Linked DNA regions of Homo sapiens: region 2 is linked to region 1. A link is a contact called in ENCODE Hi-C or POLR2A ChIA-PET data. All regions are on one chromosome and are shown on one strand. The core of a region is the stretch at or near the end of the contact, and the rest is flanking DNA. Distances in the headings are between cores, read along the strand shown. Region 1 holds the start of MEF2C-AS2 (MEF2C antisense RNA 2). Region 2 holds the start of EDIL3-DT (EDIL3 divergent transcript).

Region 1 (6,008 bases), core at 1,053-3,552:
TTTTTTTTTTAAAGGTCTTTTGGTTCAAGTCCCCCTTCTTCACTCCTCCCCGTTTGTGTCGTGGTTGTTAAATGTGTTTAGCTAAAGACAAGCAATGCATTCTAAAGAATTTTATTCTCTAAACTCTAGAGGTATTCTAAATGTACCAGGGACGCGCCATAGGGGTCATCTATTTGAGGAGGAAGAAAAAGCGGGTGTGTGTGTGTGTGTGTGTGTGTGTGTGTGTGCGCGCGCGCGCGCGCGTCTGCCTTCCACGGAAAGAGAGACGGAGAGATGTGGGAGGGTGGGGGTGGAAGTATGCAGACAGAGAAGGGTGGGGGCTTCGAGGGGAAGGTGGGCTTCCTGCAACACAAGCGGAGAGGCTGTCAGGGGTGTGGGCACGGGGGTGCGGGGAGGCGGTGCAGGAATCCGTCCCGCCGAGTGCCGTCGGCCCCTGTGGGCCTGTTTGCGCGCCTGGGGCTGGCCGCATTCTGGGCGCGGGTGTCTGCGTGCCGGGGTGGTAGTTCCGAGCCTGCGCGCGTGCGACCGGGTACGGGAGGGGGAAGAGTGCCGTAAAAATTCAGACGAGTGGCCCGTATGTAAATGCAGCCCGCGGGGAGCAGGGAGGCGGTAATGACAGCCGCTGGCGCTCAGCCCCGCCGGCGGCCCCTAGCTTTCCCGCCAAGTGCAGCCGGAGGACAGACAGCCATGCGTGTCCTTGGCGGGAGAGCCCCCACCCGCCGCGCGCGCCCGACCCCCGCGCACACGCACACACTCCCCTCGCAGGCGTGGGGCCCAATGGCCACGAACATGTCAGGAAAACAAAGCTGGGGCTGCGAGGTGGAACGATGAAACGGCACACTTGGCGGCCGAGGGCAGAGCGGAGAAGTCGCCACCACAGCCACCGGCGCCCCTTTCTTGCCTGCTCGTAGATCTGCCCTCCGGCCCAGAAGAGGCCGAGGACCATTTCTTAGCTGCCCCAGAGGAGGGGGCGAGCAGAGGAGGGGGCGGATGTGCACAGGGAGGTGCCAGCGGTCCGGTGCGCGGGCACGCACACGCCGGCGCGCAGGGCTGCCGCGGGCGGAAGGAGGGGAATGACAAGGCCTCGGCCGCGTCTCGGAGAGGCACTACCTCCGCGCTGAGGCCGCTGAGTTTCAAGTGCAAAACACCAGGCCAAATCCGGCAAGGCGGCGGCTACAGAATGGCTCACACTTCAAGCCTCCTTCCTCAAACAATCCGATGGGAAGGACCTGGCTGTTCAGGGGAAGCCTTTGCTGGCCTCTCTTTTTACATGGGGTGAAGTCGAACCCCAATCTAGGAGCCCTGGCCTAGATGGCTCCGCAGATGAGTCCCAGACGTGGCCATGGAAAGACTGATCTCTCTCTGCTCAGAGCGCCTGCCTCGGTGCTCACTAGCGCAAGCACCTCCCAACACACATACATACATACACACACACACACAACACAGCACTCCCATCACATTAAAACGCGCGCTCATGATCCTGCCGTTAATGAAGCCGAGGCGCATAATGAGTGCACAGGTAAATAGGTACCGAAACCAGAAGACTTCACCAGTCGGCTGGGCGATTTACCTCTCCCTACAGGGAGCACTTGTAGTTATCGTGTTTTAGGAGTGATTTGCTGTTGTCTGTGGTCTCTCGCTCCTCTTCTTGTGGAGAGAAGCCAAAAAATATATATGTTCCGTGGTCAGAGTCTTCTTTCTGATAAGCTACCCGAGCATTGGTCTAAAACATCTGTTTTATCTGTTGATTTTGGTTTGTTGTTTTGGGGAGTGTTGCTTTTCTGAGGGAAGCAAAAGAACGTGTGTGTGGTGGGGCTGGAAGCTCAGGGCAAGAGTCTGCGTGTGCGGCCGGAAGGCTGGCGAGTCTGAGAGCCGCGCGGTGCAGAAAGAAGGCGGCGGCTTGTCCTCCCCCGGGGCCGGCACTGGTCCCTTGGCACCCCGGCCTGGGCTCGGCTACTGCCGCCGCCGCCCGCGCTCTCGGGCTCCGCCGGCTGCCGCTCCGTGTTTTCCCCCATCCCGGCTTCACGTTCAAGGTTTAGCTGCGAGGTCACGTCCATTGACGTCAGCTCCCTGTCTCCCTCTACGTCCGGCTACATTTACATACATCAAGGAAATTAGGGCATTAAAAAAATATGCAAATCCTGCGCGAAGAGGAGCGGGTGCATTCCTGGCGCGATCGCCTTTTATTGAAGCTTTTAATTAAAGGGGCCAGTTGGCGAGCCCCTGAAACAACCGCCAAAACCCCCCAAAAGAGAAAAATAAACGCTGTAGCCTTCGAGAACGGTTGTTTCGGCTCCTGTTCTGTGGGCGGCTGAGGACCGCCGGCTGCCCGGCTCGGAGAAGAACAGGTTAGAGGAGGCAGCTCCAGCCCATGCATAATCAGGGCTCCGCGGCGCCTCCATTCTTTCCTCCTCCTCCTCCTCCTCCTCCTCCTCCTCCTCCTCCTCCTCCTCCTCCTCCTCCTCCTCCTCCTCTTCCACCTCTCCTCCTCCTCCTCCTTCTCCTCCACCTCCTCCTCCTCTTCTTGCTCTCGCTCCTGTTGGTTCCAGCGTGTATTATTTTTAATACTGATGCATATGTAAAGGTATATTTGCATTTTTTAATTTGCGAGAATTTCAGATTTTGTCATTTTATTGGTTCCCTTTCCCTCTTTTTTTTTTTGGAGGATTTTTATTGTTGTTATTTTATTATGTCTATGTGTCTCTCTTGTCCCTTTCTGTCTTTTTTGGCGAGTGTCTGCTGCTGTCTCTTGCTAGATAATATACACAGTTACCTCCCTGCTTCTGTTTATTTAAGGTTACAAATATGCACATCTGTCATGTATGCAATGCCAGCTGTATAACCTCCTGGTTTGGTCATAAAGGAAAATACACATTTTTTTTTCTTTCTTGACATACCTTGATGGGCTGTAGTGCCCATCGCTCAAGGCTCAAAGTTTGATTGTCTAATTAACTTCATATTAGCAGAAACACAGTTCGGGGCCAGTGCTTTCGAGATAATGTATGTATAAGTGAAGTGATTCCAAAGATTTCTAAATAATTTTTGTGCTGATTGCCTGAGAGGTGCGGCATTCCCCGCCCTATTGCTTTCTAGCATTTCTTATTGAAAAAAATATATATATTTTAAAATGGGTAGACACAGCAATGGACAGCCTTCTGCAAGGAAGACATTTTCAACCATGTTGTATGTTGTACCTTATTGGCTGCATTCAAAATTTACTGAGTTTCATTTTTATCTTAATATGGCTGGAAACAAGGCACATTATCTTGACTGAAAAGCATCCTTGATTCCTGACTTTGAAATGAAAGCAAATACACAAATAAAACAATTGGCTATATTAAACCAGTTGATGTGGCTTAAAATATACAGGCCTTGAGTTAGATTTCAAGCAATGGTAATCTTGTTTATAGGATCGGATTCTCTTTCTTGGCAATATAGCTATGCAGCACGATGGCTTTTTTCCACCTTTTAATTCCCCCAAGCTATCATTTAAAAAAGACTCAATCTATAATTGCAAACCCTGAAAGAACAGCAAGTATGCACACATGCAGCTTATTCAATTAAACAAGTCCAAGTACATGCACAGGTAATTAGTTTTCTTATGAATGACTTACCTGCACAGATACTCAGGCCAAGACTCAGCCCTCCCCAATGGCCTTCATGTATAAATATTCACATGTATTTCCCCCTATTTCAAACCTAAAGCGGTATGCCATCTTTCATGCTGGACTATCCAGCATCCATTTTCAGCACCCTTAACTCTTATGGAATTTCCAGCCTTACCTCTGGCTGTAGTTTTTCCAAGCCTACACCAAAGTGCTCATATGATATGTCACCCAATAAAAAGTGGTCAGATGGCTACACGTATGACATTAAAAAGCAGAAACACATTCATCCTTCAGGTTCGCCTTTACCTTGCCATATATAGCAAGATTACGTTTCCTAAAATACATTTTCAGCACATTTTATGAATAATTGCAGGATTCCACAACTGATTGCAGAATAGCCGGTTTCTGGGGGGCACCTGGCTGAGTGAAACAATTCGGCAGGCTCAAGGTCTCTTTGAGTTTGGCTGCAGTTAAATTGCGCGTGGCTGTTTGTTCCTGCCTGGACTCTCCCACATACCTGCCTACCTTTATGTAGGATCAGGACAAACACACCGGCCACGTTGCAGGGCATAGAGTGTCGGTGCATATATTTAGATGGCAGTAGCAAGGAACGCGTGCGTGTACGGCTGAGCATGCATGTGTGTACAGATGCGTGTGTATGTGCGCGCGCGCGCTATGTGACAAGGAACACAGAGAGGTACACCTCTTATCTCTGATCTCTCTGTAATCTCCTTTTCTGTTTCTAATCTCCCTTATTGGCGCATGGTAGTAACCCAAAGCGTGTGAACCGTCACCGTCGCTGCCGTGTGCGCGCTGTGGCTTACCCCGAGGGCCGGTGGCTCGGTGACTCGCTGGCTAGGTGGGTGTTGGGGAAGAGGGTGGGTAGCGTCGCTGCCGCTGCCGCCGCGGGTCCGGGTGCTCTGTCCCAGCCCGGCAGCCGAGCGCGCAGTGTCGGAGCCCCCTCCCACCCCGCCCTCACCCCCATCCTCCCCTCCCCTCCCTTCTGCGCCTCCCCCAACCCCCCGCCCCGCATTACCATATGGAGGCCGAGTCCCTGCGAATCACAGCAGCAGCGGGAGGTATTTGAATAAGCCCCGCAACCCCGCGCAGACCCCAACTCCTCCGAGAGCAGCATGCCCTGCACCAAGAGCCACCACTCTGGCCGGTAACCTGGCAGCGACAGACAACTCCCCAAAGTGCCCTGCGCGCGGTGGAGAGAGGGTCTGCTGAGGGTACTGGGTCTCCCACTTGCTACTTTTATATTAACTTGACATAGAATCAGACAATAAATGAGAGGAGAGAGAAGAGAAGAGGAAAGAAGAGACAGAAAAAGGGAGAGGCGCTGTAAAGGGGAGAGAGAAAACAGAAGCGAGAATGGGAGAGAAAAAGGAGAAAGAGAACCCAAAGGGTTGAGTTAAAGAGAGAGTAAAATGGGGACCGGGTGGGGAAACGGTGGGAGGGGGAGAAATACCCAAATATCTGAATTTGGACTTCTCAAGCTAAAAATACCACCTCACTGAACTTCACAACCTCCAATGAGACACGTGTTTCTCCCCTCACCACCACGTCACCGAATGATTAATTTGCCGTCTCAATCAGAAATAATTATTTAGAATTGTATAACAGATATAGGACTTAGCAGAAAGAAGCTCATTTTATGAAACATAGCGAAAAATATATGACATTTAAAGATGATGTTGGCTACCTCACGGTAAAAATTAAGGCTTGCCTTAACGACTCGGCAGTTGTCCAACCATGTCCTCTGAAATGGTGAGATGGCGGCCCAGGGCCAGCAACAAGAGGTGTTCCGAAATATTTTGGACTTTAAGTGAAAATTTTTTTTCTTCCTGTCTCAAATTTTATTGTTACGTTTTTCTTCTTCACGAATTTATTCCTTTTACCTAAATTTTACAGATAATATGTGAATCTTTTAAAAAATTTTACTGCAAAATGTCACATTTTGACTGAAGATATGATTTTAGACGTTAATTTAAACACATAGCCAGTTCCATTTTGCAAACTAACTCTGAATAGCACCTGATTCTGAATTTAGCCAATTCAACTCACTCTCCCTCTCCCTATCCTCAAATCAGAGCAGTGATTTCCCTGTACAAAACAATCAGAATCATACTAAAATCTCCAGTCACCTAGAGGATGTACCCATTGTAAATGTCCCTTTAGGTATTCATAAGCCAAACGCCCTTCTTTTGAAACACATACAAAAAGAACGCCTCTGATTAATAATCTCTTTCGCGGCACACTGAGGCCGAAGGCAGGGAGCCGCAGGACGCCAGAGAAGGGCGCAGAATTCTCAATACCTAGCATTTCAATGCAGATTCCAAAGATTCGCTAACTGCTAGGTTTTCCAAGAGGAAATAATATTTGGCAAGCAACGCTTTT
Region 2 (6,008 bases), core at 3,197-5,696, 4.3 Mb before region 1:
AAACAAAATAGCAGCACATTTTCTAAAATATAACCAAATAATTGCAGGACATTTTATCTACATTGTAAGGTCTACTTCTTTTTTACAAAATTCAGTTTTGTGTCTTCTAAAACTTTATTACCTTAGAAGAAAAATAATTTTAAAATACCAACATTTTATTTGACACAACGGGAAAAGTCTTAAATAAGTACATTGTTCAGATATCTAGCTATTTCACCATTAAGCAGGTTTTCAAGCTTAAACATTTTTGACCAAGTCTTTTTTTAAATAATGTATACATTTCACTGCATTTGCACCCAAAAAATGTTGAACATCTTGCAGTGAGGCTTTCTCTAGGTCGCAAAACCAGCATTATCACCAGTTATTGCATTCTCTTATATGGTGATACACTTACCACTCCCCACCCCAAACCCTCCCAACTGCATGTACCCAGTTTTTTGTACTGCAAAGTATCACTGCTTTTACATATACTATTCGAGTCTCCTCTTTGTCTAAAAGTTGGCATGTTTTACTGCTCTGATTAAGCCTGACCTATTACTTCATATGCTTTTCACTTTCTGGATTCAGTTTATAGAGGACCCAGAAACTTGAAAGCCAAGAGAAATAAGCTTTTCTATGATACATGATCTAAGACCTAACTATGACATCTATTTTTGTGGTCAGAAGTTTCTGATTCTTTATCCTAGGTTCTCAGCTATGTGGTATGTGGATGAAGCTTCAAGGCAAGTGGCTTCTCCACAAGTGAAGTGGATATAAATTACTGTATACTTGATAGCTTTAGGCAGGACAGTGTGATCAAATCAAGGTGTAAAATCCTGAGTTGCTCCATGATTTAGATCCCAATTTATTTCCACTTATGTTTTAAACTTCAGGTTTGGTAGGCAGAGGTTTGACATTATCATCTTCCTTTTCTTTCCTCACAAAAAGATAAGTTACAAGTTTCACAACGTTTCAAAGGTTTGCAATCTTTTAATAATGATGACAAAATATCACTATCAATTTTACAGTAGATGTTGTGTCCTATTTGCCATATAACAAGGAAATGAGGGAGGAGGGGAGAGGAGGAGAAAGAGACGGAATGAAGGAGAGAGAAATTTTTATCCTAGGAGAACTCTGACACAGAAAGAATGCCACTGGAAACCGACTATTTGGCACAATGTCAGTGACTGTATAAAAAAGCTCCTTAAAAGGGTATAATGGTGAATCTGTAACATAGTTTTGAGGGCTACATCAGCAGATGCTGGAACTACAAGTTATCAGTTAAAGGTCAATTGCAATCAAAATAAATTAGTTCAAGTCCCTGACATCAATTGATGCAGAGGAGTCACATATATAGAAATTAATAACTGGCTTAAATGGGATATAACAAAGCTTTATTTATCATGACATTTGTCTCTTTTGGCCACATGACTTGTTTTATGTAGAATCTTGCAAGATCTAAAAAACATACACTTTACCATAATGACAAAAAGAGTAAATAAAAGCATTCATCTCTTTCCAGTGCAGTAGATGCATAGGAATAGTTGAGTGTGTATGTCTGTGTAAATCAATATAACAGAACTGCTATTTATGAAACTTATAGTTCATATGAAGAATAAGCTTAGAAATCGTGGTATAAATTTCATTAATAATTGTTTTACTACAAACACCTCATAGCTCTCTGTGTTTTTCCTTGGAAGGTACTTAGAAGACTCCCTCTAAAGTAATAGTTCAACCTAAGTGTGCACTTGAATGTCTGTGTTTCCAAGTTAAAATCCTATGGTAGAAGGATTCTACCTTACAATGCCCTCTTTTTTTCTTCCTCAGGGAAGCAATGAAAACTAACTAATAACATTAGTTTCGTAAAGAGTAGAAAGTTACTTTATGTGGATCTGCAGATTCACATTTATGACTTGACTTCTTTTATTTTTCCTTTTATTTTATTTTTTCCTTTAAAAGATCTTCGTTGATTATCCTGACATCTGCTGGTGAGGGCACAGTTGATTCTAGTCTACTTTTCCCTTCAACAACTTGCTCAAATCAAAGATTTTTAGGGGTATTTTCAGTGACAAGTGGTAATACATTCAGTTTAAGTATTTATAGTACTTAAATTCTTGCTGTATCACATAGGAAACCATGAGAAATATTTTAATAATTACTTCACATTGGCAGTCATTTGACTCTGTCTATAAATACATGTTTGCTTTGATTAAGCAAACAACATTATAATCATTACATGGACTATGATAAAAATAAAAAAATCATTTTAGAAGAATATTTATATAGTCTATAACTATAGAACATCTAAGGAAGATGCTAAGCGTCTTCCTTAAAACACAGAGAAGAACTGAATAATAGGAATGGCTTAGCTTTGGTTTTCTGCTTTTTAAAATAATAATGTTAATTTTCAACCTACTTAGCAAATAAAAAGTAAATGATTAACTATGACAGAAGCCATTAACACTCAACACATATTTGCAAAATTTGCTATTTTTTACTCAGTATCCAAATGTTATGATTTACTTCTGACTTGAACTGAGTTCTGAAGCCTGCACTGTTTCTTTGGAAGAGATACAATGAACCTATTACATCCTAATCTTACTCAAAGCTATTGCACCTGCAAGTGTGTGCAGTAAACAACAAATATCAGAATTACTTTTTTAGGCTTCAAGAAACTCTCAAAGGAGGCAACTTTTAAAAAATTATACACTAAATGATAATATATACAGTTCATCCCATTATGCAAAATCCTTCAAAAATGAAAAGTTTTAGCTAATTAAAACTTTATCTTGAAATTAATAAAATTAACAGCTGGTACTACTAATTTAACTCTAAAAACTGTCAAGCTTTTACTTTTAATGGTATCGAGTGACCATGCTACTTTATTTTAGTCATGTATATCTTATTCCTTCCCTTTACATTGCTATAATTTTATTAGAAGAAAAAAATCACATGTATCTAGAGAGAAAAGCAAACTTTATTAAATATTTATTTAAAATACCCTAGATTTTGAATACATGATTTATATGAACATTGATGTCAATATATTTGAGAAAATTATGACATAGTTTTAATTTAGAAAAGTATTCAGAAATACATTTGCCTACTTTTGAAGATTTTTGCAACTTCAAGATCAAAGAAGGAAAAATAGACCATCTCAATTTTTTCCTGATTTTTAAAAATTATTTTAAGTCTTTTCCCAAAACCATATACATTTAAAACAAATACATTTTAATTCTAAGGAAACATTTCAGGAAAAATCAGAAAAACATTTTCAGAACCAGAGGAAAAAATTGTGTGTTGTATCACCACAGTGGCCAAAATATTGCAATACTGTCAAACTTTCACATGAGAATACTTCATTTTCACTTAATTCTTATTTTAATTTGATATTTCAGAATTATTTTTGTATGTTTTACCTTGACTCTGAAGTTAGCATTTATTTTTAAGGTATAAAATTTAATGGTCAGGTAAATTAGGCAACGAAGACATCAATGTGTAATAATAATATAATAAGATAAAAGAAACTCCTTATTTCTGTATAAATGTAACTATACTAATCATAAAAGGTTAGTGTTGTTATCTGGAGTGAGACTGTTCAGGTATTAATTTATTCTCATGTAAAATTAACTAAAAATCGCCATTGATTAAAAAAAGAAAATGCAAATGCCAATGATTCATAGTATTTAGGACATGTCTAGACATTTTTAGACAGTGCCATTTGCTTAAAGACTTCAGGCACAAACTGCAGGCACAGGGACAGATTGCATAAGATGTCACGTGCTTGCTGCAACTGTATGCATGTTATTGAATTTTTTAGAGCAACCCATACCGTGAATAATTTAATAGTTAATAAAATATTCAATCTGACTGATCCATTGGTTTAATTTTAAAATAAAGACGACTAATAAAAGGAGTTACATATCCTTATCAAATCCCAGGCATTAATGCAAGTAAATTGCAACCCATACGTAGGGAAAACACCAATTTCTAAGAGACATGAGATTAATGATTGGGGGCGGGAAGGAGTGCAAGGAAAATTCTGTGTTAGCACTGGCTTCAATAAGTTTGCCGGAAGTTTAATTGTTTGGAGCTGTCACGGAAGCTGTACTCTGCCTTCTGCAGAGGTGAGGGAGAAAAAATTAGAGAGGTGCAAGTTTTAACAGAAAGGGCTAATGCAAAATGGTCTATTTATTTTTCCTCAAGCCTTTCCCCTGTCCTCACAAGCTAGCTGGGGGAAAAAGGGAGAAATCTCCTGAAGAATATGGAGCATCCAGCTTCCCGAGCATTGTCTAAGAGAACCAGGATGGAGAGTCCAGGCAACATCTCCATGGTTGGCTTGTCTGGCGGAGTAAGCTGTGCCCTCGGCGCGGGTATCTTCAGGAGACAGAGCTCCTGGCTGCAGCGAGCCGGGACTTGCCGCGCCCCGGGGCTCCCTCAATCAGACCCAGCCAGGCAAGCGCGGCCACATAGGCAAGCGCGGCCACATAGGCTAGACGCACTATCTTCTCCTCTACCCCGCGCCGCCCTCCACCTCGGAGCGGGGACGTACGGTGGTGGCGGTGACACAATGCGAGTGAGTGGGTGAGTGTGTTTTCGTGTTTGGGGTGGAAACGTAGGCGGGGAAGAGAAGGAGGAGAGGGGAGTGCCTGCAGTCCTTCCCCCTTCCCTTCCTGCTAAGAGATCAAAGTGCAGAGGAAATCCAGACGGGAAATGAGAGAAAGGAAAAACAGCAGCCGTGGAAGCACTCTCTTTTTTATATCGCTGGAGACTCGGCCGAGCAACTACTGGAACCATTACCATTTCTTAACCTTTAGTGGAGTGGCTGCCTTTGCCTATTAACTGGAAGGGCACTTTGTAAACGCAGGCGAGGCACACACCTACACACACGCCTACACGCTGGGGGAAAATAACCACATTCTGGGGGACGGAGGGAGGCCCAGGCAAGGCGCGGCCATGGATCTCTACTGCCAGAGCTGCGAGGGCATCTGGCCAGCAACACCCGGCTTCTTGGGCGAACAGTCGCCCAAGAGTCCACAATTTTCTTGTGACTCAAATAGATGGATAGGTGCATGGATGGATGGTGCAGAATATTCATACTCTGTCTAATCTCAAGTGGACTGGAGTCAACGCATTTTTAAATCCATCTACCTTTTTTAGAGGCACAGCATTTAAAACCCTGTAGTTCACTCAGCTTTCCACTTGAAGCTGCCTGCAGAGGATTCTATTACCCGCGGATCCCTCACAAGGGGCCGCCCGCATCTGTGAGCGCAGGAGTGGCACAGCTCCCCCAGGCACAGCTCCCACTCGCCTCCCCACACACCCTGCTGCCCCCGCTGCCCTTTTCCGGCGACTACTTCAGCCCCGGCCAGCGGTGAGACCCAGGTCAGCACAAGGGTTTGTATGGACAAGCTGCACCTCGCAGGGGACCTGGAAGTCGCCTAAACTACTCCAGCAGGACACTCGTCGAAGTCCTGCGTTTTCTTTTAAATGCTTTTTTCTTTTTAATTTAATTTGATTTTTATTTTTCTGTTTTTATTTTTTCGTGCAATTCACAGAAGGCATCACCCTACAAGCTCTCACAACTTTTCCGCTCCTGTGCGGGGACGCGAGGGGTGGCTTGCCCCGCACTATTCCCCATTACCAAGAGTTAACACTGGTACTCGGAGGGGGTGCGCAGCTAAGCTCCAGGCCCCTGGGGTCAGACTAGGAGAGGCGGGTTCCTGGGGTTTGCTGTAATCGATGCTGCTCCTCTGGGATGGGGAGGCAGGAGAAAGCTGAAGTGACCTGTGAGACTCCTCTCCACCTCACCCGCGGCCAAAACGCCCAGCGCCGGGTCTGGGTTTGCGAACGGCTCAGCCCAGGCCCTGCGCCAGAGCACCGCACCCGGGGGCGGACGGCCCTGCAGCTCCCCAGCCTCTTCCCGCATCAACTAGCTGACGCCCGGGCGCACTGGCTTCCCCCGCTCCCGCCCGCACGAAAGCCCTGCCCGACGTCTGCAGTCAGCATCGCCCGCACTGCCTAGGGAG

The links. A loop is a pair of places that touch in the nucleus more often than their neighbours do. ChIA-PET counts read pairs that join two places held with the same protein, here RNA polymerase II (POLR2A). Pooled maps may share reads with other maps.
Region 2: a loop to region 1 is called in a pooled map, with 9 times the contacts of the local background. The contact joins the promoter of EDIL3-DT here to the promoter of MEF2C-AS2 in region 1. A Hi-C loop is called at or near these places in 1 of 37 single-sample maps with no recorded cell type and 5 of 50 pooled maps. POLR2A ChIA-PET finds 5 or more read pairs at or near these places in 1 of 52 experiments (activated T-cell).

What each region holds. Positions count from the first base shown.
Region 1 is chr5:88,673,916-88,679,923 of GRCh38, forward strand. MEF2C-AS2 (MEF2C antisense RNA 2) reads left to right here and starts at 2,303. Exons shown (of 4, transcript NR_146284.1): 1 at 2,303-2,348. All of the region lies in intron 1 of MIR9-2HG (MIR9-2 host gene), which reads right to left. RefSeq lists enhancers at 1,275-1,374, 1,812-2,377.
Region 2 is chr5:84,377,976-84,383,983 of GRCh38, forward strand. It overlaps EDIL3-DT (EDIL3 divergent transcript), which reads left to right and starts at 4,447. Exons shown (of 4, transcript NR_183295.1): 1 at 4,447-4,563. All of the region lies in intron 1 of EDIL3 (EGF like repeats and discoidin domains 3), which reads right to left.